3 separate regions of the Homo sapiens genome follow, and all the other regions are linked to region 1. Evidence: chromatin loops called from intact Hi-C (ENCODE). Cell type or tissue: endothelial cell of umbilical vein. All regions are shown on one strand. Region 1 overlaps LOC105370603 (a long non-coding RNA gene). Region 2 overlaps FLRT2 (fibronectin leucine rich transmembrane protein 2). Region 3 has its middle 410 kb from the start of LINC02305.

Region 1 (8,000 bases):
CCCTTCTCATTTTCATGACCATTTTGGAATCAGCTTATAAATTTCTATTTTAAAATTGGCTGGATTTTAATAGGGGTTCATTCAATATATAGAAAAATTTGAAAAGAGCCGTCTTCATAATTTAGTGTTTACGTATATAAAAAATGGGATGTCTCCATTTATTTAAATCTTTAGCAATGTTTTATATTAGTGCACAGGTCTTACGCTTTTTGGTTAATTTTATTCTTAAGTATTTTTTGATGCTATTATAATTTAAAATTTTATTTAATGATTGTTTATTGCTATAGTATGAATATAGTGTTTATTTTTGTGTACTGAGTTTGTATATTGTCATTTTTTTTAACTCAATGATTAGTTCTAGCAGGAATTTTGTGAATTCTTTAGGATTTTGGCATTCGGGACCACATCACCCGAAAATAAAATCGGTTTTCATATCTCCTTCCAAACTGTATAACTTTTATTTCTTTTCTTTTCTTTTTTTTTTTTTTTTGTCATATTTCACTGGCTAGAATCTTTAGTGCAATTTTAAATGGACGTGTCAGGAGCAGTTATTTTTGCCTTGTTCCTAACCTTACACTCAGTCTTAAACCACCAAAGGTGATGTTTACTGTAGATTTTCTAGATACTGTTATTAAGGTGAGGAAGTTGCCTTCACTTTCTAGTAGTTGAGACCATTTATCAGAAATGGATCTTGAGTTTCTCAAGTATTTCTAAATATATTTGTTGAAATAAATGTGTGATTATTTTGTTCTTTATTTTGTTAAAATAGTGTGTTACATTAAGTGCTTTTAAAATTTTAAACCAATCTTTCATTCCCATTACAAATTCTATTTAGTTCTGATATATCATAGTTTTATATGTTGAAAGATTCTATTTGCTAATATTGTTAATGGCCACATATTTTGTCTATATTTTTGAAATAACATAGATTTTTGCTTCTGTGTTATTGGTCTGTAGTTTTCTCGTGATGTCTTGATCTGACTTCGGTATCAGACTAATACCGATCTTCAAAAGTGAGTTGTAAAGTATTTCCTTCTCTGTTTTCTGAAATACTTTGTAAGGACTGATATTTCTTCTTTAAACATTTGTTAGGACCCTCTCCAGTGAAGCCATGTGGAATGGACCTGTTCTTTCTAGGAAGAGTTTTAATAACTAATTTATTTGTGTTACTTGTTATAACCCTACTCAGATTTTCTATTTCTTCTTTTATCAATTTTAGTAATTTGTATCTCTCTTTCAAAAAAGTTATTGATTTGGCTATGTTGTATAAGAAAGAAATTCAAGCCTCAGGAGGACAAGTCTGGGAATTAGGGCCCCAAGATAAGATCTGGCTTTTTCTTTGAGATTGTGTTGTTTGGTAAGACATTTCATTTCTGTGGGCTGCTAAACCTGTCACTTCGCCCTAGAAGGAATTGACAAGATAACCTTTGAGGGACCAACAATAGATTCTTTCACATTAGGCAGAGGAGAATATCCAGTTAAACAATCAGCCATTTATTTGTTCATTATTAGATGCTTTATTTTGAAAGTTCTCATTTTGTTTATGAGTGTTATTTGTTGCTGATGTTTTGTTTTTGTTCTGTTTTTTGATATTGTATATTCAAGGTTTGAAAATATTTACAATAACAGGCCTATTGTCCTATTGTTTCTAGAGCAGGAGGCATGAATAACTAGGGAAACTCATCTGAAAAGCAAATATAAAATTTCATGACATTTTACACTTTTTGGCAAGTCCTGGGATTGGAGAAACAGCAATTTGACAGTCATGGAAACTTTTTCTCTCATTACAAATCTACAGGTTTATATGATTTGTAAAAATAATCAACATCTTAGGAATCACTGCATCATTAATAACACTTTCTATAAAACATTACATTTACTTCCATTTATTCTAGATTTCTTAATGTAATAAAGTAGTATTCAGATATGAAATATGGCCTAACCCTGTGGCTTTCAAATATGTTTTTCTGTGACCCATAATAAGAAATGCATTTTATATCACAAGTTAGAACAGACATAATATCTCCTACTCCCCAGCCCCCAGGACACATAGTCATAGACATAAATATTTCCAAAGTAGTACTTGGAGAGTGTAAAAGTGCACTTCAAAATTGCTATTGTGTTTCACTTTATTTGGTTTCCTTCTTTTGTCAGGGTGGCAGAAGAGGATAACTCATTAAATGGATTTTATCACTCATTAATGGTCACTAACCACAGTTTGAAAAGTATTGGTCTAGTAAATGTAATTGGCATTTAACTAATGCACCCTGCAGAGCTCGAAAGCAGTCAATCTTCCAAAGGTGGTAGGCTCATATTATTTAGAGAGCTGTTCAGAGCAGACTAGTGGATAGATCATTAAAGAATGTCCTTTAATATGCAGAGAGAATTGGGAGATGCCATATTTGTTTGAGGAATTAATTTTATGTTTCAATACCACCACCACTTATCATACCTACTCTACCCATACTTTGTCCCTAATACAACAACTTATAAGGTAAAAGGATGTACAGACAGGTCGTTTTTGCAATCAGGGTAACCTGAATTTAACTCTAGGTCCCATTTAACAAAGGACCACAAACTGGGAGTTAAAATAACAGAATCTTATTGTTTCACATCTCTACGGGCTTTTAGTCAAAAATCAAGGTGTCTGCAGGGCCATGCCCCCTCTGAAATCTCTACGGCAATCGTTCCTGGCCTCTTCCTGGCTCTGCTGGTTTGCTGGCCATCTTTGCAGGCTTTGGCTTGCAGCTGTATAACTCCAATCTGTTTCATCATCATTACACAGTGTTTTTCCTGTGTGTTTCTGGCTTTATGTGGCTCCATTTTCCTATGCACCCCAATTATATTGGATTAGCTGCCCCCCTTACTCCAGTATGACCTCATCTTGACTAGTTGCATCTACAACAACTCTACTTCAAAAGAAGGTTGCATTCGGAGGTACTGGAGGTTACCACTTCATCATATCATTTTGGGGGAGACACAATTCAACCCAAAACACTAGGAATCTCATTTCTGCACACATTGTTTCCTCTCAGGTTTTATCTGTGTTAGCAGATATGAGTCTACTCTCAGAAGATTTAGAGAGAGGACTATTGATGAAATTAGTGATACCAGATGAAAGGGAAAAAAATGTTGATTTCAAGTAGGGAAACTTCAGAAGGAAAATAATTTAATTGCAATTCCACCTAAGGCTGTGTCCCATTGTATCACCCAGAATCCTCTCAAGCACCACTCTTGACAGACAGGATCTCATTTCCTTTCAACTCCAAACTTTTGACACGGACTCTGGGATTTTTCTCTCTCCTCTTCTTTGGCCTGGAAATAATCCTAAATTCCTAAAGTCATCAATTCCAGTGTAACAACTCTAGTTGGGTTCACTGTTATTTCGTTGTTATTTGCAAGAATGCTGAGCTTTGGATTAAAAGAGAAAAAAAGAAAGAAATCCATCGGCGGCTGACTGGCTTTCTCCTGCAGAACCAGAGGCCGGAAAATAAATGTTTGCACCTTTAATGACCTCCATTGTCCTGACTTCACAGAATCCCCAGGGGCAGCTAATCCCCTGGAACAATACAGTACAGATGTTTCACACGATAAGAGGGCTAATTCCAGACCAATCAGAGTCACTCCAAATGTCAGCATTCCAAAATAAAGTTAAAATATGGGGCAAACAGATGCAACCTCTACAGTCGGAGCTCTTTGTCAGTGATCTCTGCTTTGTTTAAGGCCATGGCCACTTTCTCCTTAGTGAGAGCTGAGCTGTGCAGGGTGTTCTGCTGTATTTGCTGTATTCACTACTTTTATAAGTTCCCTTCCAGATAAATATTGCTCAACATTTTCCGGACTTTTACACCCTCCTCTGTCTCTGTGAAAATTACCAGTAGGCAAAGCAGTTAGGAATCATGGTTTTTAAATCTGAATGATAAAAATTTAAGTCGTGTTCAATGATTCAAAGTTTTGATGGAGGCAGAGAAAAAGTTCCCCAAATCTCCACTCTGACATGAAGAATTCCTTTGCTTAAATGAAAAATGTTAAGAAATTTGCTGGAGTTACCCAGGTACATGCTGTAAACTTTTTTTATTTTTGTGTTTGATATAAAAGTAATTCTAATATTACTACTAACTTCATGTTTATGAGTTAATAGTATAAGTGAATTTGATATTAATAATAAAGTATAATACACTTAATTCTTACCTATATTTTATTTTATAATTTACTATTTCATCTATAGATTATATTTTGTAATTTTTTTACTTTAAGAATCACACAGACTTAACTGTTTTTCCATAAAAGATAGATTATATTCAATGTACAAGTCAATGAAAAAATTTTCTCAACATATAAAACATTAAAATGTGAAGAATCAAATATTAAGGTTCAGAAAATGTGGAAATTCTAAGTCCTATATAAAACTATCTACATTGTAGAGATCCAGAGATGCTTTTGATTAAAAAAAAAAAAGACTTTATGCTTTTGGGATTCTTTTAGAATTTGATTTATTTTTTAACCATTTTAGACCCATGGTTAAAAAATTATTATTTGAGTATAAGACAGTAAAACGATTCCTAAGATTCATGAGAGGGTCTATTTTTTTTCTCTGTGTAAATCTAGCTTGGCTTTAAACATTGTGACTCATCCCTCTGCCATCTATAAGTGATGAGAGTCATTCCATAGATTTTCAAGCATTGGAGCCAACGGAGTTGCTAAAATAAAATAATTGAAAGGATCAATTTATGACAATAAGTTATCTAGTGTATTTCATTGGAAAAAAATTGTGCCCTATGACAAGCTTCCAGGTTTAAAATAAGGCAAACAATATAATCTGGTGTCTATTTGGAGGAGGGGATCCAAAATAATTCTGCACCAGAGTTACATTTTCATATTATTTTGTTGAAACAAACTGCAAGCCTATTGTCATAGTTGAGATTCCACTTCACAAGGTTAGCTTTTCCCTTTTAGTTCTTTCTTGGCCTTATCAGCATAATCTCTTGTCTTCTCAAAGAATACCAGCTAAAATGAGGTTTTATGCTTATTTGCTTTACTTTTTAAATGTCCTTGTTTTCCTTTTGCTTGTTGAATTTTAAAATTATGAATCTATTTGGTTACAAAAAAAAAACAAAAAAGATGTGTATCTGTTTAGATTGATCGCCCATAATTCTTCTGGACAATAATCTGTATCTACCTAGGAGTTCGGTCATTTCTAGGTCACCATCATCAGCTGCTGATCAACACAATTGTTTGGCCAAATGGGGAATCTTATCTGAGTCACTGAAAGAACAAGAGAAAAACATAAAAAGAGAGGATATTAGTTCCCCCCTCCCCTGTTTGTCTCTTTTCCTGTTCCTATCTCTCCCTGTCATTTTTTATGTCCCCATTGTCTATCTTGTTTCCTTTTTTCATTATTATTGTTAATTCATAATCCTTTCTTTTGATTTTTTGAATACCTCTGTTGTAAAAGTTATTTCATAGTAAAGCTAGATTTCAGAGCAGACCAACAGAAAGATTTTTCTGTTAAATTAGCCCAATTACTTATCCACTTATCATCATCATATATCATCTTTTCCCTAAATTCTCTCTTTCTCTCTCCGTATTACTATTATTTTTTTTAGAGACAGGGTCTCATTCTGTCTGTAACTCAGGCTGGAATGCAGTGGTGTGATTATAGCTGCCTGCAACTTCAAACACCTGGGCTCAAGTGATTGTCCTAGCTCAGTCTCTCAAGTAGCGAGGACTAAAGGTGCACATTGCCATGTTCAGCAATTTTTTGTAGACGTGGGGTCTCTTTATGTTGTCCAGGCTGGTCTCAAATTCCTGGTCTCAAGTGATCTTCCTGCTTCATTGGGATTACAGGTGTGAACCAGTATGTCTGGCCAAATTCTCAGTTTTAAAGTAGTTTTCTTGTTGTGTTTCTCTGCTTATCTGTTTTCACTCCACTTCTTGAAAAATAATATCAGGATATAATTGGAAATTTGTGAATCTGAACTACTGTTCAGCCTTGCCAGCAGAGCTATAACTAACCCATTGGCATGTTTGTTTGTTTGCTGGTTATTTGTTTTCACTATTTTCTCAAAGCAGCCTGTACCCAGGAGTTGAGTAGTTAGTAGCCCTAAACATTTACAAGATGGTTGTTCAGTGAACATGTTTGTTTGAGAGGATAATCCATGTAGTATGTTTCTTCAAGGAGAGGCCAAAGTCTTTCCAACTCAGTTCATGATAAATTTATGTCTTGACAGCTGAGAATGGAGTTTTAGTATTTAAGCCAACAGAGTTGATTTTTAAAATGTTCATTTAAACAGCTCACATAGAAATAATGATGTGGTCTTTGTACTTGAAAAGACCCTTATGGAACATGAATAATAATTTTAAAGACTGCATTTGGCTGCTGACTTGGTTGATTAGTGTTCCCATAAAAACCTTAATTCCAATGTGTGAAAAAAAATACTGTGTGAATATGTAAGCCAAATTGATACTAACTATAAGACAACAGGCAAAAAGCCATGGAAGTTCAGGACCTTTGCAGAAGAAGAAAATACTATTTATAAATGACTAAATCTGTGGGGATAAGGATGGGAAGAAAACGCAGTGTTTGGCATCAACTGGTCATATGAAAAAGATGGCTAATTTAGCATTCTACAAAGTATTTCTTAGAAGCAAAACCCTGGAGATCTATTAGATCCACTGAAAATGCATGGTTTGTCATCATTAATACAACATTAATAAGTGAATTGAATAAATATTACTTCTATCAAATTAAATTCATGAGAATAATATTGAGCCTTTTTTGCTTTTCTATTTGATCAAATCTCTTCTTCTAAAATATGCTTTGTTTAATCTGTTCTGAAAAGTGTTATCATGGACTTCTTGGACTATTTTATAATTTGGTTCTTTAAAGTGTTAAGCTAATAAGAAAACTATGCATGAAGATCATTATCTGAACATTTGTTGGATCATTTATCACAGAGAAGAAATTTTTAAATATTCTGGGACATTTTTGTCTGGAGCCATAAGTTGAAAGAGAAAACTTATGTAAAACAATAAGATTTTTTCTGGTCACGTGCCATATTTCCTGATCCATTGTGTTTGGCACCAGGAAACAACTTGGCATGAGCCAGTAAGAAATCCATCAGCAACTGTGTCAACTTTATCACTTCCTGAGCTCATGCTTGCAGGAAGTGGATACAAAAACAATGATTTTAAAAAAGCAAAATGTCTCTTTGCTATTTGAAAAATAAAAAAATACACATTTAACACTTACTTGCCATCTACCTAGAGTAAATAAACTAGATATTTCTCCTAACAATAGACAATGAATATATTATAATGCATCACATGAGCCTTCATTTCTGAAATAAAATTAAAAATGCATTTCCTTTTTTAAATTTGTTTGTTGTGCTTTTTAAAAACTGAAACAGACCATATGAATTTAAGTGTGTGTTTAAGAGATAGGAAAAAAGGATGATGAATGTAATGTCAAATTCAGAAACATTACAAGATGCTACTTGCAGAGAAAAATAGTTATTTTACTCCAAATGACTAAGAAGATTCACAGAGCAGTATGTCAGAAACACTTCACTGGGGCTTTTAAACGAAATGAAAATACACAAAATGTTTCCCAATGCTATGTTTGGATAAGAAAACATAATAATTAAAAGGCACAAAATCTGTTTACGTGGTACCTTGATCTTTCATGCCATGGACTGTGAAACAAACCCGTTCTTAGCCCCATTCCCTCTGGATCCAGTTTGGCTACTGGCACTCACCTGATATGTACCTGATGTTTGCAGCTGAGATAAAAATAAGTGATCATTGCTAAATATGTATTCCCTAGAAAATACACTTGGATTTTTAATAGAGTTTTATTGCCTCTCCTACTACCAGAATTCCTTCCTAAGAACTCTGCCTCCAAACCTGATTAACTCCTACATGATCTATTAAATGTAAATAGTCTTTGGATGAAATTGTCCATCAGAATGACCTAAATATTCAGGCAGGCAGGCAGACAG
Region 2 (8,000 bases), 1.3 Mb before region 1:
TCTCTCTTCAAATATTATATCATTCAACACTGCCAGTACAAAAGGTATTCAGATTAATTTTGCCGAACTATGCAAGTAATTTTCCATGTTAAAATACAGTTCTGTGGCCACATACTTTACAATGTACTGCTAAAGTACTAATCAACTTTAAAAAAAAAACATTAAAAAAGCAAGTGTCAGAACTCCGACAATAGCAAATCATAGATTGAAAAGAATGTTGTTGGATACAGACTTCATACCTCAAATCACCGAAAGAAATACTCATTTTGGCCAAGAATCGGGATCCAACCACGTATTTTATAAATATAGATTTCACCAAGGCATTTGTTTTCTGAAGCCTTCAACTATGCAACAGAAAAACAATTAAGAATTAACCTTTACAAAGGTCTAAATGTAAACAATTTAGCAAAGAGAAATAAACATGCTCACTCTTGGAACCTTTAAAATTAAGAGTCTCAGATTTGACAATAGTAAAAACAGAACTGAACAAAACATGCAGAAATACACTGTAAAGAACTGTTCCACAGGGTTTAATGACACTAACATCAAAATAAAGCCAAGCTTTGGAATACACGTTGGCTTCATAATAAATTGTCTTTCTATTCACTGTTAATGGGTTGAGGAGGTTTGCCAAACTACAAAATGTCCCTTTTGCACTAGCCTGCCTTATTTTGCAAAACAAAATTTTAAAAAATCATTGTATTTCTATTGGTGTGTGTTTGCAAAAGGTAACCTGGATAGTTAAACTGTAAATCCAGTCAAAAAGAGAAACGACCTCATTTCAGAAAACATTGATGATTTATTTTTCCAAAAAAAATCCTCAAAATTCTCTTTCCAAAATCAAAAGAAAAGTTTGACCCTTGAACTCAACTCACCCTAATTATCATTTATCCTTAAAATGGATACTTTCATCAAAATAGCGCAAACTCAGAAAAGGAGATAATCCATTATTAACTGAATGGAAGAAATGATGCAGGGGCTAGCAGCCAGTGTATTGGTTAGATGATATCTCTTGAGGCCGTAAGAGCGAAAGCTCCTGAAAGGCAGGACTCTGTCTTGGTTACCATTTTATTTATATAAAACCTAGTCTATCATAGCACAAGACAGGCATGCAGTGATAAATGTTATCAATTTGAATAATGCCTCTTTATAGGAATATAACACTGTATTGTTATCAAGGTATTTTCACACACATTAATCTTATGTGACCTCTCAACAACTCTGTTGAACTCTGTAGAGAGGAAATTAAGTCTCCAGGAGATTAAGTAATTCATACAAGGCTGAATATAGAAAGAAGCATGCTGACATGAGAATGTAGGTTTTCTTTTCCTTCCCCCAAAGCAATCTCATTTATTTCTCACTCCCCACCACAAAGTGCCAAATACGTACATCATAGGATTATACTCATTCAGAACAGGTAAACTTGTCATCTAATCTAATGCTGAAGAGTGAAATGCTATTATTTTAAATCAAAATATTTCTAGGCTTGTGATTTTTTTTTACTGTTCCAACGAAAACAAACAACTCTCATCATTTTGGGTGGTTTCATAAAGAATGGAACTTCTCAATTCTATCTGCAGAATTCTACATCTGTATGATAAAATGTAAAATGCCCAGCCTTAGTAGCCCTTAACTTCTTTCTGGCTCCAGTTACCCAATCAGAAGTGAGGCAGGTAGGACTTTCCTGTATAAATTCAGAGGCAGTTGTGAGAAATAAATGAAATCCTGGATGTGAGAACTGGAAAATGTAAGGGCCCGGAGTGATGAGGGTGGATACGAATGTGCTCTCAAAATCAATCTTAAAAAGAGATTCCTGGAACCTCTATGGCCCCTATGCACGCAAACAAACCTCTTACCTCCACTTTGTCTATTAGATATGATGAATATTATAATTCCTTGCATTATTTCCTTTGTCTAAGTACTTGAGTCCAATTTTGGGAGCAAAGTGGGAGAGGAAATCATTACAGAGGCTGTTTAGATGCTAGATTCTGATGAACGTGACATGTAGAGGCAGCTGGGGCTAAGAGTGACACCAGCATGTGAACCTATTTCAGGACTGATATGCGTCTAATGTTTTCCATTCAGCCATATGACCTCTGTTGACTTCAATGGACAGTATATTTGTGAACCAATTTTAGGAGCCACTGTTCTTTTGCTCCCTGCTGAAGGTGGTTTCAATTGTTCTGAGGCCTAATATCATCTATAAACTTTGGGACCTGATATTTTTTCAGTGGGTTGAAATCCAAAAGCCCTCAGGTTCTTAAGGGGTTCAGATGGAAGATTCTTTTATCTGTGTCTTGAAAGCTCTAATAAAGAGAACTGAAATATAACAGTATGACATGTGAACTGAAGGGAACAGAAGACCTTTTTCCAAGTTTCTTGCACATTCCCTTAAAAGTAACCTGGGAACAAAGTGGGGGGAAAAACTGCTCAGTTCTAATGAGCATCTAATGGTTAGTAGCTCCAGAGAGTTACTTTGTGAATGCTTCAAAAATGGCTGAGGTCTTTAACCATTAAACTGCCAGAAAAAGTATGTCCTTAGTAAGTATCAGCAGAATAACTGACCAGTGTTTGAGAATCATCAACGTGTCCTTTTGACTTTCCAAATTATATAAGAATATTTTCTTTGACCTTCCCTGATTAACAGATCCGGATGTAACAATGACACTGCTTTGTTTGGGTGACTCAAGGCACATGGCACTGCACACTTTTGCAGGAACACATCCTACATTAAATTAAGTTAGAGGTGGTATTTGAAAAATAAATAAATAACGGAGTTCCAATTCACTGCAAATGGTACAGGAGGCCAGTAAGTGGGAGGCTTGCAAGAGAAGGACTTCTTTTAGAAAGATGTTTTACAGAACTTTTTCTGCATCATTAACTCTTCTGGAATCCTGAACACAACATGATGAATTTCCCTGAAAAAGTAGCTACTGTTTAATTTTGAATCACTTCAAAGAGCCACAGTAGAAGGAATCAAAGAAAACCAAAAACACCAGTAGATGTGAAATTCGCTAAGGAAGAAAAAAAAAAAACAAAACATGAAGGTTCTAACAGATTTTGACCATGTACTCAAAATACCACTGATTATTTTACTAGTACAGTGTTTTACTGTTCCATGAGAATGAAATAAGTCTCTGTATTCATCAGAACACAGGATATTTTTATTACAATATTTGTGTCATAGCCTTTAAAAAAGGAACATAGTTCAAACCTTGAAAAGAATCTCTGTCTTAAAATGGTTCTTGATGTATGTGTGTGTTGTGTGTGTGTGTGTGTGTGTTTTACTATAAACAGATACGTAATTGGAGGTCCTTTATTACTGAAAGGAGTAAAAGTATACTGATACGTCAATTCGCGACATGTAGTTTTAGAAGAAAGATATAATTGCACAAAAGCAATTTGGAGAGTAGAAAAAGTAAGAAAGTTGTCTGAAGTAAGATAATGGTTGTTTAACTTTAATAATAATAATAGCTAGTCTTAAAAAAGTCTTTTGTGTAAAAATTGCCCAAGGGAAAAGAAAGAAAACCTCCTAAAAATTCCATATCCCCAAATACCACTAGATCAAAAACCATCTGGAAAATGTCAGATAATGGTATCCACCCACCTAAGAAATTCAGTAAACTTTGTCTTCAATTAGCATTTGAAATAATCGGCTAAAATTGAAATTTCTATCTGAAAACCCTCACAAGACAAACCTGGATTAGGAATCAGATTTTTAAAGTCTCCTTAAAAGGACCATCTGTTTATAAATACTCTTCTCACACTCTTTGATCTGTACCATAAGTTCACAGTAGAAGCACAGCAGAATTTAAAGACATATACACACAGCTACCATGAAGTCTAGTTACCACATACATATTTTGAGCTCGTCTCAAGTTTCCCTTGTTATGTAAGCACTTAGGAGCAATAAAATTTCACTTACATTCAGCAGCATTGTGAGTCCCAAAACAATAGTCAGCCTGACTGTACAATCCCTTCATTGGCAGTGGATAGCTCTGGTGTTTTATTTATGTTGATCACACTGTCAATGCTATATGGAATAACCATTTAGTTGCCTCTCTATTAGTCCATAACATTTTTATTACTGTAATTAAATGTCATTATCCATATTGAACTCTGTATTAGAAAAATCAAATTAGGTAAACTGAAATATCCAGAAAGAACTACAGAACTGTTGGGATTCACCCCCAGCACCCTGACGTCATCTTCAGACTTTGATGAGAAGGAAAAAAAAAAAAAACCATGAGTATTCACTTCTCACAGATAGAGGTCACTAATGGACTGAATTTGAATCACTGTAGCAGAAATCACAAAGTTATTAAAGTAATCTAGTGAAAAAGGAACTCGAATTGAAATTAAAGATATCAAAAGATGATTATCCAGAAAAGTCTGACCTGAATACAAATATTACATCACCTTGACCTTTTTTGAATCTTCTAAACAGAGAGCAAAACCAAAAGCCGCTCGGCACCCTTGCTGTTTTTTAACTTCAGACGCTTCAGATCCCAGAAGCAGGAATTCTTCCTTGTAAAGTACAAAGCTCAAGAGTCAAACTAGATCAGATGTTCACACTGGGTCTCTACAGAATAAAGCTTCTGGACTTGTACATACTTGAGCCTTTCTTAAAACCACAGCTTCAAACTGGGAAAATATAAAGTTGTCTAAATCCTAAATCAAACTCTCCAGCAGGCCAGAATATAAATGTAACGGGCATCAGAGAAGGTTCAAATTAGATCCAGCCGGTCAAAGTCAAACTCGTATATGATCACATCATCTGAAACCTAACATACAGGAAAAGCCAGGACTGCTTTGGGGACTCCAGGGTAGCCCAGCATGGTGTCATTTGGGAATCTACTTTCTTCTGCTAAAAGCATCCCCTGGAATTTCTAAAACTGCAATGAAACTACTGAAGTGTTAAGACATGGGCTTTAAAACAACAACAACAACAACAACAACAAAAAAAAAAAAAAAAAAAAAAAAAAAAACAGCATTCCTTCCATGCTAGGTTTGTAATAGGTTCTGCTACAGTACAGCTAGCCCAATTCTTTTTACAATTTCTTGTATCTCTACTGGCAGAGACATGGAATAATGTTTGAAATTTCATCTTCCAACCTCCTCCAGTCAAAGATATTTGCAACTCAACATGACAGTATGGTGTTGCACTGTCTTCAGTGATTATTAAAAAATCCCTAAATGGTTTAACCCTATCCTGTTTCGGGCTTTCAAGGAGGGGAGGAAGAGAAGTAGTATTCTCAGACGCAATAACGCTGTGGAGAAAGAAGTAACTTTTCATGGTATGCGTATTACCTACAGATTGATTCTCTGCTAATATGGTGGCTGGTGGCTTGCCCGTCATAAGTAGCTGGCCCATGTTGTTCAGTAATGAAAACAAGTGAGAATCTAGTTCTAACACTTCAAATACGGACCTAAAATTTTACATTCACACTGAACAACCTAATATATCCCTGGACAAATGCCAATCTGCATTCTATTTACCTCAAAATGTTGTTGTTTTTTTTTTTTGGGGGGGGGCTTTTCATTGGATATTTATTAAGGTCATACCGGTTAAGTCTACAGATAATATCGGTCCGATATGGAAGCTAGCCTTCAGATTAGCTTTTGGTTGTGAGAAATTAGACATAATAAATTTAGCAATAAGTCTGTGAGCGAGTGGACATGCTCCAAAGCGCCCTGAAACCCTGTGTGATTAAAGAGCCTCCCAGCTGAGTGGGGAGCAATAGCTCCCATTTAGAAGAGGCTTTGCATAGCAAATGCAGCATGTAAAGAAATCTAATCAGCACCTTGCACTCTTGAGCGAGCGTTTACACGGATTTGTGCCTTACACTTGGTTAGCTAACTGTAAGCTTTACAAGAGATTCTCTTACTAAAATTAATCAAAAGCTCTTGAAGACTGATTCCCATTCACAGGAGAAGACAGGATGAGTTTCCAGGCGAATAAATAATGATCATAATAAAGATAGCAGCAAACGCTGAGCTGCTTTGAAACTAAAAACTCAGTTGGGGGAAAGGGGGCGTCGGGGAGTTGGGGCTGGAATCTTTTTGCTTTTGGAGTGAGCTGCAGCTATTTTCTTAGCCTAAGTAAGGCTGCCGTTCGGGAAACGTGACCGTCTTCTCTCCGCTGCCGCCGCCTCAATGCGCACACGCGGCCACTCACTACCTTAGGACCACTGCGCATCAGGCCACCGAGAAAAATTCCGCCTCTCTGCAACACCACTAACCCCCTCCCCCAAACACACGCACACACACAGACACACATACGGACAGTCGTGGCAAATTCACATCACCAATAGCTAACACGTTTCACCTCACCCCTGAAAATGTAACTTCTAAAGTTCCTATTTTATGATGCCAGAAGGTGAAGGGAGGGAAGGAGGATTCCAGGGATGTCAAAAGGGGAAAGGATATTTTTTCCTCTTTGCTTGCAATATTTCACCCCTGAAATTTGCTGTCCAGCTAAACGAAGCAGGAGAGTAGGGAGTGGGCTCAAATCATTTTTTAAAAATGCTAAACGGGTGAGAGTGTGAAGGGGGGAGCGTGCGGTAAGTGAAATCCATGAACCATTTCTCTGGACTGAAGAATACTAAAAGCCCCTGGATTCACGTTCCAAATTTCCAAAGAGCTACAAGATGAGGCACCAGCTGGGGCTGAGGGTTCTCACCCACTCCTGGGGGAATTTGCCTCTCAGCACAGCTGCCCCTCTAACGTGACTAGTGATCTGCCAGCGCTCGGTGCTCATCCCCGGGATCTTGAACTTCGCCTCCCTCTTACTTTCTGCCAGACCCGCGAGGGCCAGGAAGGGCTCTGGGAGGAAGCGGGAGCGCAGCGGCGGGGCATGGAAGAAGAGGGTTGGGGGCGCGCGTTACCTGCAAAGGTTCTCGAGGTCTCCTTCCAGCCCTGGTGGTAATCCCGCTCAGCGCCGCGCCCTCCCCCAGATCCAAACTTTTGCTGGGTCCTCCGGGTGGCGGCGGCGGCGACGGCGGCGGCTGCTGGAGCCAAGCCCTGTCGCCCGCAGCGTCGGGGCGCGGGGGTGCGGAGGCCGGAGCCTCAGAGCGGCGCGCGCCTCCCCGCAGCGGGCCGGGGCCGGGGCGCCCAGCTCGCCTCGCTTGCTCTCGCCTACGTCCCCTACGGAGCTGCGGCATCGTCTTCCCCCGTCCTCCGCCACCACCGCCTCCAGGGTTCGGGCATGCCACTTTCTCTTGGCTTCGGCCGCCGCGACCCCCGCCTTCTCTCCTCCTCCGCCTCCCCCTCTCCGCTTCGCCAAGCCAACGAACCCCAAAAGAAGTACAGCGAGCGGGGAAGGCGGCAGAAAGCTGCCCCGCGGCGCCGGAGCTCCTCGGATTTGGAGGATCCCGGGACTCGGCGGGAGAGCTAGGCGGGCTCTCCTCCGACGCGTGTGTGCGGACAGCTCGGAGCCGGGCGTGCGGCGCTGCGCGGGGGCGGGCGCAGGGCTCGCTCCAAGTGCTGCGCCCGCCCGGCGTGGGTCTGGAGGCTGCTCAGACCACACTACTGCCTCAATCCGACGCGGCCGGGCTAATGTAGGCGCCGCGGCCCCCACCCCTACCCCTCCTGACACCCCCGGATATGTTTACAGTAATGAATTCGCGGGATCGCCTCCGCAGCTCCCGCGCTCCTCCTCTCCCTCCGTCCCTCGCGCTCTGGCGCGCTCCGCTCCTGGAGCCCTCTTTCTCTCCCTCCCTCATTCCCTCCCTCTCTCCCGGAGTCCCTCCTACTTTTCTGGTTTAAAGAATGCTTGGGAGGCGCGGCTGCTACCCAGTGATTTCCAAGAGGCAAAGTCAGACTTGGCTTTTAACCCTGTCCTCTCTGAAAAGAGTTGAAGAGCGCCTGGCTAACCCGGCAGATGCCACCCTGACCTTCTCTCTATCTACCCGGCACATGCCGTTCCTACCACCAGTCCTTAGGGATAATGTCACCATCTGAACCCTGAAAGGAGAATTCCCCATACCTGCTTAATGGTG
Region 3 (8,000 bases), 70 kb before region 1:
TTGCCATGTTTGCCAGGCTGGTCTTGAACTCCTAACCTCAAGTCATCAGCCCGCCTCAGCCTCCCAAAGTGCTGGGATTACAGGCATGAGCCACTGCACCAAGCCAGAGCTGCCATCTTGAGCATTTCTTTTCCCTATTTCCTCCCTGCATTCATTGGTGCAAGCTCCCAGCTTGCTTGTCAATGTCTGCAGCTCAACTTTCCAGGCTGCTCTTTGTTAGAAAATTATTTAGGGCTGCTTTCATTAAAGAGAAAAGCCTTACCAAAGGCTACTGTACCCTCACTATCTGCCTAAATAATTTCTTCTTAACTCCTGTAGTCCAGGTATCGACTACACACAGAACCTTATAAATCTCAATCATCCCACCTCCTCATCCATATGTGGATGTTCTACTTTTGAAAATATAAAACAAATATAGTTGTTTTTCATTAAAATATCTGTATGTAGCACCATCTTAGAATCTCTTTCTCTCTTATCTGTTGATCTACCTATTATCTTTACAGATTCCTTATATCTTATATCTTGGTTTGTTCTCAGTGGAAATATTTTAAATTGATTATTTAGGAAATTGTTTGTACAATGTTAAGATTTTGTAAACTCTAAAAGATAAGAAAGGTAAGAAATGTGCTTATTTAGCTAAAATTTAGAATCAGTAATAAGATGGAAACAAAGGAAGAAAATGGGAAGCATACTTTTTTGAAACGTAAAACATCACTGGGTGACTTTATTACCTGTATCTATTACCTCAATTTAGGATCCCACTTTAACAAGTATTTGTAACAATCTTCTGCTGTGTCAAATGCTGTAATGAGAATTTTCCATATATTATAACACTGGATCCTCAAAATTATACTGTCAATTAGGTATATTACAGCTATATTGGAAAGGTAAAATTGTGGTTTATTGAGGAAAATTCACCAAAATTAATTCAACTAGGACTGAAGCTCCTGGAATTAAGATAAGGTAGTTGGAAATATAATAGATAGGCATTTGCTTTTTCAACTATAGTTCTGCAGGATATCTCTCAAAAACTTCTGCTTCTCTGGATTTCCACTGCCTTCACTTGATTCAAGTTTTCAAATCTCTTTATTGGTTCTATCCTAGTCCCCTACCATCATTATCTTGCCACAGTGGTTGATTCTGTGATTAGGTTAATGTTTCAGAATACTATTCTGTCTTTTCAAAGATCAAATTTATACAAACATTTAAGGACCTACTATCTTCATAACATTAGAATAAATACTATGACAAATGAAAGCACTAAGAAGATGTCCCTTCCTTTAAAGGGTCTATAGTTTATTTGGACAGGTGTTGAGATGTATCAACACAAAGTTAAAACAATACAGAGTAGTCTATTAGTGCCCATATACGGGTATGAGAATTATATTACAGAGAACTAATTTTGAGAGTTTGAAATGCTGGGAAAGGCTGTAACTTGGAATGGTTGAAAAGACTATAATGAAAATAATGTAGCCTAAAAGAGGATCTGAAATATTTGGATAATTCATTGGGGAGAATGAAGGATGTTTGGAGGGTAAAAAAAATACACAGGTGAGAATAAACATGGAGTTTTGCCACTATAATAGGCTCCTCCTAGGGTCAGTGAACCAGGAGTTCTCCATGATGCTGCTCTGGGACCTACAGTTGCATGGATAATTTTGGACTAAATTAGGGAGAGTTTTGATGTTCTACTTCAGAACTTAACATTTTGTGAAAGTCATAGAGAGCCACTGAAAATCTGTGGGTGATAACTCATCATAAAAATTCAAGATTTTAAAAAACTAAATCTAATAAATTATTTTGGATGAGACCAAGTATGAGAAGAAGGGTTAAGAAGTTTGGAAGAAGAAATGGAGCCTGAAAGCTAAAGGAATAAAATTAAATAGGAACATTTAAAAAACCATATTCTCCTAGATGTGAGTTAGAGTTATACTTAGTACTCCTTGGAAGCTTAAGAATGTCTTGTCCTCTTTTCTTGGTTCAATATTTAATAAATACCTGTCATGGAACTGTGTTGGGATGAGAGGAAAACAAAGAAGAGATAGAGTGATCCCAGCATTTTAATCTCAAACTACTGCCCTAGATATCTGGATAGAAGCAAAGACTGAGAGCAGTTTAATTTGGGATAACTGCTTTTATTGCAAACATCTACATGAAATCAACACCTTGTGAAAATGTGTTTTTCTACTCTCAATATGCACTTGATCTTTTTGCACATCTTACACTTTTTTCTGGTAAGATTATAAATATGAATCAAGCTCTTTTGATTACTCATGCTGATTAGATCAAGTAAATTAAATAGTAAGGATGGATGAACATGTATAACCAAAAATATTTAAAATACTAAAAAGAAACCTTAATATAAAATTACTTTCCAGATGTAAGTTTATTTAAATGCTCTGTTATTCTCATGTTATATTATTAACCAAGGAAATAATCATTAATTCAATCACTCAACATGGCTTTAGATGGGGGCACAGCAGTAAATAAAACAAAGTTCCAGTTTACCTGAACATTTATGTAAATATTTACATATAGGATTTAGAGATTGTATTAATTCTCATACAAAAATTTTACACAAGCATCAGAACATTATATACGAAAAGCATCTTCCTTTCATGGTGAGAAAGATCTGGGCTTTTTGTCTGAGTAGAATAGATCACAGCCACTATGCTTCCATTTTAGTTTGAAAATTTTTCCAGCTCATTACAGCTTACGAGGATATTCATCCCAGATCACCCTTTATTTTTTCCTCATCCCATTTCTCTGTGTTCGGGTAACCCTATAATGACATAGAAAAATAATAGGTGATGTTTCTAGTTCTCAGTCTTCCACTCACCTGTTTTGTAATTTTAAGCAAGTCACATAAGCTTATAAGCTTTCATTATCTAATTTGTGGGAAAAAATTAAGACTCTAATGAGGAAACATTTAATTGAGACACTGGGGATATGTAAAAGCATCAGGCATGGTGTCAGGAGCCTCAATTTTGCTTGAATTTTTTTTTAAAATTATGTTTAATAATAACTAAGAAAAAGAAACTTTGTATGCGAAAACGAAACAAAAAAAACTAACATTTGATGGAATAGTTTTAATGCAGAATTAAAGTTTAAAGAAGCTGAAATAAAAGAATTTGAAAACATTTCATTTTGGAGCTAACATTTCTAGGAGTGACAGAGCTCCTCACACTCATGTGTTTGATGAGAAATAAATTTACCCTCCCCTGTTTCTGTCAGTGCTCAGGTAGAAGAAACCTCTCGGAGGCTGAGAGGCACCAACAGATCAACTAGAATAGTGCTGTGGTCACAATGGGTGCTCAATTATAGTTATTATAAATACCATCAATGTTCATACTACAAAAGGAGTGTAGTATATTTCTTTAATTGAAGAAAGTATATTTACCATATGTTTCCAATAGTGTAAAACACACCAGCTGGCAAATCTTGGACATTCAGCGTATGTTTTTATGATTGATTTCTACTCTATAAATCCAAGAAATACTTATGAATCTTCTCGAATGTGTTGCCTGCTAAGATGTATTGTAAATGCTTGAAAGACGTTGTTTCCTCTTTGCCTTCCACGCCCAAACCAAAATAGTCTAGATTTTCCTTGCTTTGAATTAGCAGCCAAAATGACTTCACTCTGTAAAAACTTAAGAGTAAGCTCAGCCAAAAATTCAGATACACTTACATCCATACCCATACCCAGAACAAAGAGCTTAGAAAAGCTTCGCTTGGCCTATTTGTGTCATTATTATGTAGCAGGAAGTGTTGCTACAGGAAGTCAAAAAAATTACCTAATAGGTATGCTTACTCATCAACTCAAATAACTTTTTGAGGGGAAAAAAATGTGTATTTCTGTTACAGTGAATAGATTTAGAAATATTTATCTCAGGTCTCATTCTATTTTGAATTGTGTCAAAGACAGATAAAAAAACTAGTTTGCCAAACAAGGGAGATGAATTTCTTTTTTCTAGATTTTTCTTTATATGTTTTATCAAAGTATTGCATAGTACTTGCAGCTGATTGACATTTCCCTCCAGAAAGGCTAAAGAGTCATAAAGAGAGTGAAGGGGGAACTTGAGTTTTACTGCACAGGTCTTCCGGGTGTAGTGTGTAGAATTTAGGAGCATAAAATTAAGGATGGGCTGCATTGAGAGATTGGCATGGTAATATTTGTAAGAGGCTCAGTGACACATCATTATCCTAGATCAGAATACAACTATGAGTTTACTTCCTCCGATTGTGTATCCCCCAAGCTTAGAACCATTTTATATACAACTTTTCCAGGCAACTAATAAAAGCACAGATGAGGGTAAAATTGGAATAGCTATAAAAAAACGCCCTCACATGGGTAAGAGGGTAGTTGGGGGTTGAGAATTGGCACCAAATACCACCCGAAAATGAAATGTTCCTATGTATTAAGCCTTAATCAATTGATATTTACTTCTTGTGAATGGCTAATATTTAAACATCAGTCTGTAGCAGAACTGAGAGAGGGTCTATAGAAAATAATTTTCTTATAACACAAGGCAAATCTTAAAAAGTTCCAAATTGCTAAAGCACATAGGACTATCCTTTCCCTTTGCAATTTGCATCCTCAATGTCTTTTGTCATGTTCTCGGGAAGGCATACACTTTTACTTCTTTTTTTCTTTCTCGTTCCTTTCTTTTTTTTTTTCTTCCTTTATTTTTTTGCCACTGATCCTCCCTATATTTCCTTAAGGATAAAAGGCACCCTTATGTGAAATCTTCTCACCTCAGTGTAGTGCTGTTACATGCTGCTAGGAAGCCCCCAAATTCAAATCTAAGGTGACACCACACTCTTCCTTGCTTGGATTCTTGCAGATGTGACATCACCACCATCCCCTTCCTGGAAACATTGTTTGCCTTGCCCCCCTCACTGTCACCCTCTGCCCACTTCTCCTGCTTCCCTCTACTCCACAAACTCCTGGAGATCTTGTCCACTGCCAGGGCTCCTTGCAGCTAGAAGCTGACCCAGGCCTTCCCAGGTCACCTCTCAGCTAACTAGCTTAGTCTCCTTTCTAAGGCAACTCAAATCAGTGCCTTGAGCGGGTGAAGAATGTCAAAAGCAGGTTGCTGGGTCACTCTGCAAGGTTCACAGAACAACCTTGTGTTCTCAGTGTGTCACTTCAGTCCTCATATTTTTATCGTTTAATTGATACATAATATTTTACATATTTATGGGGTTCATGTGTTATTTTGTTCCATGCATAGAATGTGCAATGATAAAGTCAGGGTATTTGTGATATCATCCCCTTGAGTATTTATCATTTCTATGTATTGGAAAAAATTAAAGTCCTCTCTTCTGGCTACTTTGAAATATACAGTACATTGTTGTTGACTAGTCACCCTACTCTTATCCTATCTTTTCTTATCCCTCCTAACTGTATGTTTGTGCCCATTGACCACCTTATTTTCATCCACCTCTCCCACCCATATACCCTCTCCAGCCTCTCCTATCTATCTTTCTACTCTACCTCCATGAGATCAACTATTTAAACTCCCTTATGAGTGAGAACATGGAGTATTCGTCTTTCTGTGCCTGGCTTACTTCACTTAACATAATGAACTCCAGTTCCATCCATGTTGTTGCAAATGATATGATTTCATTTTTTTATAACTGAATAGATTCCATAGAGTATTCATACCACATTTTCTTTATCCATTCATCTCTTGATGGATACTGAGGTTGATTCCACATTCCACATCTTTGCTATTGGGAATAGTGCTGCAATAAATGTGTGAGTGCAGATATCTCTTTGATAAACTGATTTCTTTTCTTTTGAATAAATAGCCAGTAGTGAGATTGCTGGATTGTAGGGTAGTTCTATTTTTTTAAAGAAATCTCCATACTGTTTTCCATTGTGGCTTCACTAATTTATATTCCTGCCAACAGTGTGTAAGACTTCCCTTTTCTGTACACCCTCACCAACATTGGTTATTTTTTGTATTTTTGATATAAGCCATTTTATGTTTGATGAGATGATATCTTATTGTGGTTTTGATTTGCATTTCCCTGTTGATCAGTGATGTTGAACATTTTTATTTAGTATATTTGTTGAAAATTTGTATGTCTTCCTTTGTGAAATGTCTATTCGTCTTTTGCCTACTTTTGAGTGGGATTATTTGTATTTTTTACTATTGAGTTGTTTGAATTTCTTATTTATTCTAGATACTAGTCCTTTGTTGGATAAATAGCTGCAAATATTTTTTTCCCACTCAGATTGTCTCTTCACTTTGTCAATTGTTTCCTTTGCTGTGCAGAAGCTTTTTTGTTTAATATAGTCCTATTTGTCTATTTCTGCTTTTGTTGCCTCAGCTTTTGAGATCTTAGCCACAAAATGTTTGCCTAGACCAATATCCAGAAATATTTTCCCTGTTTTCTTATAGTAGTTTTATAGTTTCAGGTCTTATGTTTAGGTTTTTTAATCCATTTTGAATTGATTTATGTACGTAATGAGAGATAGGGGACCAATTTCATTCTTTTGCATGTGGATATCCAACTTTCCCAGCACCATTTATTGAAGATGGTGTCCCTTCCCCAGTGTGTATTCTTCATGCCCTTGTTGAAAATCAGTCGACTTTAAGTATGTGAATTTATTTATAAGTTCTCTATTCTGTTCCATTGATCTATGTATTTGGTTTTATACAAGTACCATGCTATTATTGTAATTATAACCTTGTAGTCTATTTTGAAGTCAGGTAGTATGATGCCATCAGCTTTGTTCTTTTTGCTCAGCATTGTTTGGCTATTTAGGCTTCCTATTTCATACAAATTTAAGAATGGTTTTCTCTACCCCTGTGAAAAAAATGATATTTTGATAGGGCTGGCATTGAATCTGTAGATTACTTTAGGCATAATGGTCACTTTCACAATATTAATTCTTCTGATGTATGAGCATGGGATGTTTCTTCATTTGTTTGTGTCCTCTTAAGTTTCTTTCATATGTGTTTTGTAGTTTTCTTTATACAGGTGTTTTAGCTCCTTTATTAAATTTATTCCTAGGTATTTGTTTTGTAGCTATTATAAATGGGATTGACTTCTTGATTACTTTCTCAGCTAGTTAATTATTGTTATATACAAACACTACTCATTTTGGCATGTTGATTTTGTATCCTGCAACTTTACTGATTTTATTTAGCAGATCTAAAAGTTTTTAGGTGGAATCTTTAGTTTTTTTCTAGATATAAGATTATATCATCTGAAAAAAGGGACAATTTGAGGTTTTTTGCCCCCCCCCCAATTTGGATGCCTTTTTTTTGTTTTGGGCTTGGTTGCTCTGTCTGGGACTTCCAGTACTACGCCAAATAGGAATGGTGAAAGTAGGGATGACTGTCTTTTTCCAGTTCTTAGAGGAAAGGCTTTCCCCATTCGGTATGATGAGGTATGTTCCTTCTGTGCCTAGTTTATTAAAATTTTACTAAAAAAAGATGTTAAATTTTATCAAATACCATTTCTGCATCTATTGAGATGATCATACGATCTTTGTGCTGTATTCTATTTATGTCATGTATAACATTTATTGATTTGCATATCTTTCTTACATCTCAGAGATAAATTTCAGTGGAGCATTGTGTGTTATCTTTTTTTTTTTTTTTTTTTTTGATGTACTATTGGGCTTATTTTGCTAGTATTTTTTGAGGATTTTTGCACCTATGTTCATAAGAGAGGTTGGCTTGCCGTTTTATTTTTTTAAAAATTTATCTTTGTCTGGTTTTGATATCAGTGTGTGGTGGCTTCCTAGAAAGAATTCCCTCATCTTCAATTATTTGAAAGAGGAGAGAATTGGTGTTATTTCATTTTTGTTTTTTGTTTTTTGTTTTTTTTTTTTTGAGACGGAGTCTCACTCTATCGCCCAGGCTAGAGTGCAGTGGCGTGATCTCGGCTCACTGCAATCTCCGCCTCCCAGGTTCACACCATTCTCCTGCCTCAACCTCCCGAGTAGCTGGGACTACAGGCACCTGCCACAACGCCAGGCT

What was found. Hi-C counts contacts between places; a loop is a spot of excess contacts. Peaks named below come from ENCODE experiments on the same cell type or tissue, not always from the same donor. Only the 100,000 strongest peaks of a DNase experiment are listed, where the experiment ranks them.
Region 2: it touches region 1 in a loop (7-fold over the local background); 4 of 110 quality-filtered maps call a loop at or near these places.
Region 3: a loop joins it to region 1, with 6 times the contacts of the local background. A loop is called at or near these places in 4 of 110 quality-filtered maps.

What each region holds. Positions count from the first base shown.
Region 1 is chr14:84,250,159-84,258,158 of GRCh38, reverse strand. The region is part of intron 1 of LOC105370603 (a long non-coding RNA gene); the gene reads left to right. Among named protein-coding and RNA genes, the nearest start is that of LINC02305, 340 kb to the right of the region's middle. In endothelial cell of umbilical vein, no CTCF peak of the experiment used is centred here; DNase peaks (open chromatin) are centred at 3,598, 5,228, 6,228, 7,068 and 2 weaker places; H3K27ac peaks cover 4,936 bases.
Region 2 is chr14:85,532,881-85,540,880 of GRCh38, reverse strand. All of the region lies in intron 1 of FLRT2 (fibronectin leucine rich transmembrane protein 2), which reads right to left. Among named protein-coding and RNA genes, the nearest start is that of FLRT2-AS1, 5.2 kb to the right of the region's middle. In endothelial cell of umbilical vein, a CTCF peak has its summit at 4,262; DNase peaks (open chromatin) are centred at 4,160, 4,470, 5,260, 7,710 and 1 weaker place; H3K4me3 peaks cover 5,024 bases; H3K27ac peaks cover 3,617 bases.
Region 3 is chr14:84,319,860-84,327,859 of GRCh38, reverse strand. No RefSeq gene overlaps it. Among named protein-coding and RNA genes, the nearest start is that of LINC02305, 410 kb to the right of the region's middle. In endothelial cell of umbilical vein, no CTCF peak of the experiment used is centred here; a DNase peak (open chromatin) is centred at 3,679; H3K27ac peaks cover 1,240 bases.